2 separate regions of the Homo sapiens genome follow, and region 2 is linked to region 1. A link is an interaction called in ENCODE POLR2A ChIA-PET data of the cell type or tissue named here. Cell type or tissue: endothelial cell of umbilical vein. All regions are shown on one strand. Each heading gives the region's core, and the rest is flanking DNA. Links, peaks and the distances in the headings are about the cores only. Region 1 overlaps ADK (adenosine kinase). Region 2 overlaps ADK (adenosine kinase).

What was found. Peaks named below come from ENCODE experiments on the same cell type or tissue, not always from the same donor. Only the 100,000 strongest peaks of a DNase experiment are listed, where the experiment ranks them.
Region 2: POLR2A ChIA-PET joins it to region 1 with 5 read pairs; 2 of 35 experiments call an interaction of 5 or more read pairs at or near these places.

What each region holds. Positions count from the first base shown.
Region 1 is chr10:74,448,313-74,453,706 of GRCh38, forward strand. All of the region lies in intron 6 of ADK (adenosine kinase), which reads left to right. Among named protein-coding and RNA genes, the nearest start is that of ADK-AS1, 78 kb to the right of the region's middle. In endothelial cell of umbilical vein, for the core only: no CTCF peak of the experiment used is centred there; no DNase peak of the experiment used is centred there.
Region 2 is chr10:74,625,301-74,630,694 of GRCh38, forward strand. The region is part of intron 9 of ADK (adenosine kinase); the gene reads left to right. Among named protein-coding and RNA genes, the nearest start is that of ADK-AS1, 99 kb to the left of the region's middle. In endothelial cell of umbilical vein, for the core only: no CTCF peak of the experiment used is centred there; a DNase peak (open chromatin) is centred at 3,021.

The DNA of each region.
Region 1 (5,394 bases), core at 222-5,221:
AGTGTTCCCAGTGCTGATTATGCCACCTATTAGCCGTATGACCTTGGACAACTGTAAGCCTCAACTTTCCCATCTATGCAATAAGAATCATTTTTACCTCATTAGATTGTTATGAGGATTAAATGAAGCAGCATGTATATATGTGTATATATATACGCATATATACATATAGTATCTTGTATATAATAAGTATTTATTACATGCAATTTCATCTTTTATGTAGACTTTCTAGACTCTAACCTTGCCCCAGGAAGATAAGTGACTTTTACATTAAGCCATGTTCTCTTTTTCCTTTATGACACTCCTCAATGCTTAATGAAGAACTCTGGCTACACAAAAAACTAAAGTAAAATGTTGACAGACTGCTTTTTTCTACATCTGGGCTTCTTTAATTGAAAGCTGACATTTAGGCCAAGAATTGTTAGGAATTCCTATTTAGGTTTATACCAGTTCTCGCTTATATACAAGATGTATACTTGTGTATACATGTTATTTACACACATACAATAATATATACTGGCTTTCTTTTTTTCCCTCTCATCCCATAACAGATAGTATACTGCCTTTTTTAAAAAAAAAAATGCCCACTTTTCAAATTAAAAAGCAGAGGCACACATTCTTTCCAAATGTATTAGTATAATTTGAAATAATGAGATTGTATTAATAGGATTCAGCCACAGAAACAGACCCATTAGGGAAGATAGAGTGAGAATAAGATTTATTTGTTGGTTGATCGATTTTGAGGAATTGGCCTATGTCATTGTGGAGACTGGCTAAGTAGTCCAAAACCATAGGGCAGGCAACCAGGAAGGGGAGAAAGCCTTGAACTTCTTAGGCATGGGCAGAAGCTGTCATTCATAGGTGGAATTTATTCTCTCTGTCAAGGAAACTTAAGCCATGCTTTTCTTTTTAAATTTTATTATTATTATACTTTAAGTTTTAGGGTACATGTGCACAACGTGCAGGCTTTTACTTTCAACTGATTGAATCAGGCCCCTCCAGATTATCCAGGATACTCCAGTAATAGAAGTCAACTGACTGGGAGTTTTAATTACATCTGAAAAATACCTGTATAGCAACACCTAGATTGGAATTTGATTGAATAACTAGAGTCTGTAGCCTAGTCAAGTTGTCACCTCAAAAAAACCATCTTGGGATAAAGTTTTTTGAAAAAAGAAATAGAAAGTTCAGGGCATTTTGGTCATTATTTTTGTGTATTGTGCCTATTATATCTTTTTATTTTAAATTTTTGAGAATCTGTTTAGTGCCTAGTATTTTGCCAAGATTATAAAGGAAACAAAGGTATCTTAATGTTTTTTTCAAATCTTAACATCTTAAAGTTGTTTCAAGCATTTTCCCTGAATTCATTGATTAAGTATTGTTAGAAGAAGTGGAACATGGATGATGCATATGCTTTAGATTGAGGCAGGAGTATGTGTGGTGACTAAGAGAGTAAGAAATGATGATCTCGAGAATACTAGACTGTGAGCTTTCTAAAAGCTGGTATCGTGTGTTATTTATCCTTGTATTGCCATGGCCTGGCACAGTAATTGAAAAAGTTCAACAATGGTTTGTTGTTTAGGTTGATTAAGGAATGAGCAAAAACGTAACTTAAAAGCTATCTGTATTGAAGTGTGATCTGTTATATGTATTCAGATCTGATTATACTTGGAGTCGAAATCACTGTATCTAAATTAATATTAAGACTCAGGGCCAGGCACATTGTCTCACATCTGTAATCCCAGCACTTCAGGAGGCTGAGGTGGGAGGTCAGTTGAGGCCAGGAGTTTGAGACCAGCCTGGGCAACATAGCGAAAAACTCTGTCTCCACAAAAAATTAAAAAAATAAAAATTAGCCGGACATGGTGGCATGTGCCTGTAGTCCTAGCTACTTGGGAAGCTCAGGTGGAGGATCACTTGAATCTAGAGGTGGAAGCTGCAGTGATCTGTGATCGTATCTCTGCACTTCAGCCTGTGTGACAGAGTGAGACTTTTTCTCAAATAAAAGAATCAATACAGCAATACAGCCCCAATTTCTAAATTGGAGAAAGTCATTTTCTATTTCGTCTCTCTCTGTTCCTCCACTAGATTGTAAACTCTTTGAGAGTAAGAATTATGCAGTTTTGTCTGCTCTTCAATGTTTTATTGCCTTGCATTAAAAAGATAATAAATACTGCTTGATGAATTAATTAAAAACAGCATACAGAAGAGATCCAAATTTAATTTTGTAATAAATCACCTCTGAGAATAATAAGAAAACCAGAATATTTGAAATACATCATTTAATTGAATAAGGAACAGTAAACTGATTTTTAATGTTCCTGTTTTTATGTATTTGAAGTTAATGTTTAGTTATTTTGTTTTAAAATCTTTATAAAAATTCTCTGCTTTATCTTCCAGTGAACAAGACATATTAATAGCTTTTCTGTAGAGCAAGGCATATTAATAGCTTTTCTGTTGAATATGAAAGAAAGCAGCTGTAGTTTTATCCTACTGAGTACAAATATTTGTTGGGGAATTAAAGATTTATTAGATAAATGGCTTAAAGATTAATTAATTAACTATACTATCTTTTTACTTTCCTATCTTATCTGTAGGCCATTGGTCTGTTAATATATATAAATTGCTCTGTTTCCTGCTATCTTTCCATTTCTTAATTAAATATTAGAAAAATGCCCAAGGAAAAACAATACAACTGAGCTTCCTTTCTGGTTTTCATGCTTTTAAAATTTATAAAAATTGTGGCTCTGCTGCCTTTTTTTTTTTTTTTTTTTTTTTTTGTAGTTAGATGAATTTGGCCTGAGATTCTATGAAAAAAATAAAACAATAGTTTTTATTTCATGATTTTTTTTTCAAGTTGTTCTGATTTTATAATATCTAGTCAAGTGATGACATGCAGAGATTTTGCTGTGAGGAGAGGGAGAGAGCAAAAAGTATTCTGCCCTGATTGCTTTTTAGTGATTTTATTACTAGAAAGATAAACATTGCCTTGTTATTTTAGCCAGTAAAATTGTCTGCAAAGTAGGTAACAAAATGCAAAGCAGTGTATTTACTTTTCCACTTTTTCCCAAAGGTATGATAAAAGCAGGGTTCCAGTGGAACAATTTGCTGAGTTCTTTCCTAGGGAGCACTGGTAGCCCGTATTAAATGATTATATTTTGGAAAATGCTAATGATGAAAGATGAGAATAATTTATATTCTTTGAAATGTGACTAAAAAGTTGGAAATGAAACCTATCTTTCTGAAGTGACATCCACATTTGTGGTTCATTTTCATCACACCTGATTCACTTCTGCCAGCAATTCAGAAAGAAAGGTGGAGGTGGGAAAGCATATATGTAGCTAAGCTACTAAAGTGACTATTTGAGTATTTCATTCCATCTGTCAAAAGATTCAGTGGGATAAAGAATTTGGCATAAATGGATGTAATTCATTCTCTTTTTACAAAGAAGTAAATGATAGAACAAAATCATCCTAAAATGAAGGAACAAAATACCAGAAAGTGAAAGAAAACAAAATTTGTATTTTTTGATAGAATAGTAGCAGAACTCAATGTAAAAATAATGATTACATTAATAATTATTTGCTCACTTTTTCCTGTATTTGGTATTTTGGGAAAGTGGGCTTGAAAAACAGTGGATACATTGATGAAACATTTCAATTTTCACTTGCCTGTTGTGTTTGCTCATGTTAGACAAACTATAACTTCTCGGTGTATAGATATGATGTACACAAAATTACACAGAAATTAAGCCATGTATAATAATGCATGACTAGAAGAAAGATATATCTCCCTTGAACAAATAACAGTTATTTTAGTAAATTTGTAACAGAGAAAATAGGCTTGATTAACAAAAATATGAAAGATCTTTTAAATAAATGAATTTTGAATTTTCAGAGTAGCCCAGAATTTTATCTAAACTCGGATTATTTCATTAGCTAGAACATGAAAATAGGCATTTATTCTACTCACCTACAGCTTCTGTAGTACTAAATTTATGGAATGAGGCTTTGTGGTGCTGCCTTCAGAGCTCAATGATTTGCTTTTTCTGAATTTTGGAAGTCTGTCTCTAATTGATTGACACATATGAATGTAGTGGGAAGAAATGAGATTAAGCATACAAGCTTTCTTTTTCATTTAAACATCATTGAAGCCATGAATTTGTAAATTGATATAAAAACACAATCCTTTGGATCTGTATTAGGAAATTTATAAATGGGAGCTTTATTTTGCTCCAGAAATGTGATAATTAGAAATATATTCAGGTGATTTTTTCCCTTTGGTTTTTGTTGTTTTTTAATTTATTTTTCTTTCTTATTTTTACCAAAGGTTCAAGTCATCTGTAATATTCAGGTGTTTTTAAGAATTTCTCATGGCAAGTTAATTGTGGGTGAACATTTCCCTATTGGACTACCAGATGTACTTTGTGGTTATAACTTGCATAGCTCCAGGATTTTTCGTGAACAAGTAATAAAACACATTTCTGGTTTGCTTTCTGCCATAGAGTATTAAGAGTTTAACACTTTTTAAATGTTACTTTAATCTCTGAAATTTTCAACAATGATTAGTGGCAGTATACTCAAAAAAGGAAATGTGTAGGCTTTACTATAATAAAAATAAGAACAACTTATATAAGCTCCACACTTTATAGATTTGTATGGATATACAATCAAATGTACTAATTTTTAAATTATCCTCATTTTGCAGTAATTTTACATTTTGCTCATTTGTGCAAACCGTGGTGATAGTAAAATATTTAACAGAAATTCAAGCACATTCTTTTAACTCTTTCTGAAAAATCTCACAAATGAGATTTTTTTAAAACAGTTAAGAATTTACTAAATTTAAAATGTATATATACCTGATGCCATCCAGATGTTTTATTGAATTTCTAAAATAAAAGTCCACCTAATGAATGGCTAATTTACTCAACACGTAAGACAAAGATGTATTTCTGTGTTACTAAGAACATGCATCCTATCTCCTTGACAATGGCTCTAATTACCTCAGCTTGGACTGATCAATATTTGATCTTTTTCCCACCATGCAAACATGTTACTTTGACTTTGTCTCTTCCTCTTCTTTTCAGATAATTTGCAGCCATGTGAGAATGGTTCATTTTGTTTGTTCTCCCTGGCTTGAGGCCAGGGGTCTCTTATTAGTATAATGCAGTTCATTGATGTGAATTTGTTGATCTCCTGGGTAGGTTTTCACAAATTTAAGGCAATTAAAAGCTTTTATATGGCATTTCACTTGAAGTTATTAGTGGCCTTTCAGTGATTTTGCTTTTAAAAATTACTTCATCATTTTATGATTATTTCCTTTCCTTCTCTTTTCTCTACTCTCCCCATGCTATAAAATTCTATAGTAAAGGATTGAAACAACTATTTCATT
Region 2 (5,394 bases), core at 109-5,108, 180 kb after region 1:
TTAATGAGGTAATAAAAGCAAAAGGCAGAGTCCTTCATATGATTTGTTACAAGAAATGGCAGAAGGGAGATATGGGGCAACCATCTCTGAAATGGTAATTGTGATGGGATTTAAATGCTATGCTGGGCAATACATTATTAAGTGCTTAAAGTATATATATATATAGAGAAGACATCCTTTGGACTGAGAAACATTTTGTGATCAGTTTACCGTAATTCCATAAAAGAAAGGAATCACACTTCCATTTGTTTATAAAGCCCTGTTTCAGAGGGATCAACAAATACTAAAGATGAAAATCCTTTTTTTAATTAAATGCTAAAGAATAAAAGCTGCAATAATCCCTCTAAAAAGTATTAGTGATGAACAATCCCATGGGGTTATAGTGAGACAAATGTGATAGGGTTAGAAAAATTGTAGAGAAAAATTATGGTAAAAGCACTAGGGAAATGCCTTAGAAAATTAATAAAGATTGGCTTGGTTTAAAGACGGTAAATAAAGACTAATGCAAAAGGCTAATGAATTCAGTCATGGAGAAAGTTTATACTATAGTGTTTGCTAAAAGAATTACCACTAGATGGGATTTTATTAAGCATTTTTTTATTCAAAGAAAAAGGGTAACTCATTAATAAAATGTGTAGTTGATACTAAATAAATAAATCAACTAGTGTAGTTGATACTAAATTAGGAGATAGTGTAGTTGATACTAAATAAATAAATCAACTAGTGTAGTTGATAATAAATTAGGAAGATACTGTAGCTGATACTAAATTCTAGAAATTCTGGTAATAGACTCTAGAAATAGATGTTTGAAATAGGTGTTTAAAATAATATTTTAAAGAAAATCATATTCACCCCATTTTAAATCCACATAGAAGCAGCAGTTAACATTAAAAACTTGTGTCCACTTCCAGGAGATAGTCATGGTTTAAGGGTCCAGAAATCAATGGTAGAATCACCTGAAATTTAGAACAGTAGAAATATGTCTTCACTAAAGAGTCTAAATTTTTTTTTTTTTTTTTTGGAGGAGTCTTGCTCTGTCCCCAGGCTGGAGTGCAATGGCACGATCTCAGCCCACTGCAACCTCCACCTCCTGAGTTCAAGCGATTCTCCTGCCTCAGCCTCTTCCAAGTAGCTGGAACTACAGGTGTGTGTCACCATGCCTGGCTAATTTTTTGTATTTTTAGTAGAGATGGGGTTTTACCATGTTTACTAAGCTGGTCTTCAACTCTTGACCTCAAGTGATCCACCTGCCTCAGCCTCCCAAAGTGCTGGGATTACAGGCATGAGCCACTGCGCCTGGCCCAAGAGTCTAAATTTATAGGATGTATATGATTAAAAGTGACTTTTGTGAACATTTAAATAAATATTTGTGACTGAATTTTCTATGGAACATTTTTCCTTCAGTGGCTTGCATTTTAATGAAGGAATTATTTTAAAATTACCTTATTCCCTCCCAATGTTGTTTAAATATCTAGAGGGTATCTAGGGCTTAAGGAAGATTGGATGTGGAACAATGAGTGGAGGCCTAGAGAACAAGGGTAGTTTCCTGCAACAGTTATATGGATCCCTAGCAAGGTTCATATTTCTGTCTATACTGCTGGTTAATCTGAATATTCCCATAAATTGTGGAACATAATCCATGGCCTTGGTTTTCTGTTTCTTGTAGTAAGATTTATCATTTTATTTCTACCATAAATTAGAGATCATTACATGATTACTATGAAGGATCTACATTGCTATTTGTTATGATCAAATAAACAGTATTTTTGCAGTTGACTATTCAGGGATCTGTTAAAGCATTTAGACCTTAGGCCCTCATAGCATATATATATAAGCTTTTTGGAGACTTGGCTCTCACTACTTTGAGAATTTGGCACACAGGGTAATCAAAAAAAAAAGCTTTCTTGGCTCTTGCCTGTAATCCCAGCATTTTGGGAGGCTAAGGCAGAAGGATCCCTTGAGCTCAGGAGTTCAAGACCAGCCTGAGAAACATAGCGAGACCTCATCTCTACTAAAAAATAAATAGTAAAAAATTATCCCAGCACAGTGATGCGCACCTGTAGTCCCAGCTAATCAGGAGGCTGAGGTGGGAGGATCACTTGATCCAGGGAGTTTGAGGCTGCAGTGAGCTATGATTGTGCACACTCCAGCCTGGGTGACAGAGTGAGACCCTGTCTAAAGAAAAAAAGCTTTCTTTCGAAATGGCCTCAGGTTTATCGATTTTTAATTTAACATTGCTCTACAGATTTATTTTGTTGAGTTTTTTTTTTTTTAAGTACTAAGAGTGTTTTGGGCAGGGGAAAGAAATTCACAGTGTTTTTTTGTTGTTGTATTTTGTTTTGTTTTCTGAGACGGAGTCTCGCTCTGTCACCCAGGCTGGAGTGTGCAGTGGCACGATCTCGGCTCACTGCAACCTCCGCCCCCTGGGTTAAAGCAATCCTCCCACCTCAACCTCCCCAGAAGCTAGGATTACAGGTATACATCACCTCACCTGGCTAATTTTTTTTGGTATTGTTAGCAGAGATGGGGTTTCACCGTGTTGGCCAGGCTGATCCCAAACTCCTGACCTCAAGTGATCCACCTGCCTTGGCCTACCAAAGTGCTCGGATTATAGGTGTGAGCCACCACACCTGGCCTACCACAATGTTTTTTAACTGAACAGTTGGCTGCAGTAAGCTTTTAGAAGCCTACACGTTGGTATTTGAGCATACGAGGTGGATCATAATGGGGATCATTAGGTTTCTTTGACAGGTGATATTAAGAACCCAACCCAGCATGCCACTTGTAAACCATCTATACATAGAGACATTTGTCACCATTGACAGTTGTGACATTTAATCTGGGATCTATTTGCAACTCAGCTTCCTATGTATTACTATGTATTTAACAGTCTCAATTCAGGCTCAAAGCATCAGCTTTTTTCTTCTAGTTTTTCTAGGTTTTACTTAACAAAGGAAAATAGAAATATCTGTTTACTATTGAGGTGATCATTTCTCCTCAGATGAGTCATGCCAGTCACGATTCTTGGATGTTGACCTCTTGTGCTGTTTTTGTAGTTCACAAGCCAAAGCTGCACTAAATAGGATTATGGAAATTAGATTAATGGTCCAGGAATGAGGCATAGTGCTTTGGTTGAATAGGAAAGTCTGTAAAGTGGAGCCAGTAGTACCTGAAAAAAACTTAATCCAGGTGAGGCAGATGTTCTGAAGAATCTCACTCGTCTCACCTGGATTAAGTTTTTTTCAGGTCCTGCTGGCTCCACTTTACTGACTGCTATTCAACCAAACCACTATGCATCCTTTTTGGAGCACTAATCTAACTCCAAAGGGGTACAACAACCTCATCACTTCTAATATGAATACAACCAAGATATTGTGTGAGCTGAGAGTGGCAGAAGAAAACTGGAAAAAGCTCTCTCTTAGATAGCCAGTGTCACTTGGAGAAGTCTATTCTTATGTAAAAGGAGTTATATTGGTCTTCTAAGAAGAAAGGTTGTCAGGAACTGGCAAGCACTAAAATGCCTAACCAACACCTTGGAGTTAGAGCAGTCTAGTTTTAGAAGGCAGAGACTAGGAGGGATAATCAGTCATAGCTAAAGATAGGGAATCTAGACCAAAGCTCATTCCAGTTCCTAGGATTAGTGCAGAATACAATTTATTAAGCTAGAACAGAAGCTTTGCAGTCACAATTAGATCATCACAACGTACATCTGGATGTCAGAAATAATTCTGCACCCTACTCTTTTTTTTTTAAGTTAAAGAGACTGTCTCCCAGGCTGGAGTAGAGTGGAGTGATCTTAGCTCACTTCATCCTGGAACACTTGGGCTCAAACAATCCTCCTGCCTCAGCCTCCCATATAGCTGGGACTACAGGCACACGCCACCATGCTGGCTAATTTTTTTCTATTCTTTTAGAGACAGGGTCTTGCTGTGTTGTCCAGGCTGATTTCAAATTCCTGGCCTCAAGTGATTCTCCTGCTTTGGCCTCCTGAGTCACTGGGATTGCAGGGCACCCTATTCTTGATTTTTATTCTTCCCTTGTCAGGACTAGCTTAGAACTGTTACCCCAACTGTATAAGTAAGTGCATCCTTAACTATCAAGACCCAAGAAAGATATGAGCAGAGCAAAATGAGGAGCTCACGCAAGCAAAATTAAGACTTGAAATGTCAGCAGATAAGGTATCTGAACATGTCTATGACAGGAAGCCAGTTGCAACTTAACTACTGCAGTGCTAAATTAAACCACTGCTATGTATACCATATTTGAAGTAATAATTGGATACAAAGGTATATGGCCCTTACTTCAAAGAGCTTATACTTGTGAAGTGTACACTAGAAGACAGTATGTAGAAATTTTACCAAATTTTTATCAATTTACAGTATGAATTTTACCAAAAAATTCACTATAGAAATAATGCATGACTTCACATCACACTGGTGATCAGAGAAACAATGTATTTTAAAAGTGACATATGAACTGGTTTGTGAAATACAAATGAAATTTTGATGCAAAATATAACTAGAAATGACCTTAGATATCAGCTGGTACATCTTAGAAATTCGAGAAAAATTAAGACCCACTACTAGTGGGATAAATGTTGGTGTACAGTTTTTCTTGGTGACAGCTTGAGAATACATATCAAAAGCCTTAAAATATGCATATCCTTTGACTCAGTAACTTTACTTACAAATTAATCCTATGGAATAATTTAACATATGCACAGATTTACATGCAAGAATGTTCTTCATAGCATTGGTCTTAAATTTTTTAATTTTTTTAACTTCTCATTTTGCAGCAAAAAAAAAGTTGTAAAAATAGTAGATATTTTCCATATATCCTTCATCCAGCTTTCCCAAACATTAGCATTTTATATAACCAGAGTACATATATCAAAACCAAGGAGTTAATAAATAGGTAGAATTTTTGTCAAATAAATAAATAAAATTTTAAAACCAGCAAACTACTATAGATGTGATACTATTATTGAAGCTACAGACCTTTTTCAGATGTTCCCAATTATCCCACTTTTTTTTTTTTTTGGTCCAGGATACAATCTAGGATTCTACTCTGTGCTTAATAGGTAATCATATTCTTTTATTCTGTTACTATCTGGCATAATTCTTCAGTCTTTTTTTCTCCTCCTTAACATTAACACTTTTGAAGAGTACTGGCCAGTTATTTTATAGAATGTCTCTCAATTTTTGTTTGACTGATGTTTCCCTGTGATAAAATTCAGATTATGCATTTTTGGCAAGAATACCACAGAAATAATATTATGCTCTTCTCAGTGAATCATATTCAAAGACGTGATACTAATTAGCCTCGATAGTAGTGATGTTGACTCTGATTCACTTTACTTGGTTAAAGTGGTGCCTGCCAGTTCTCTCCATTGTA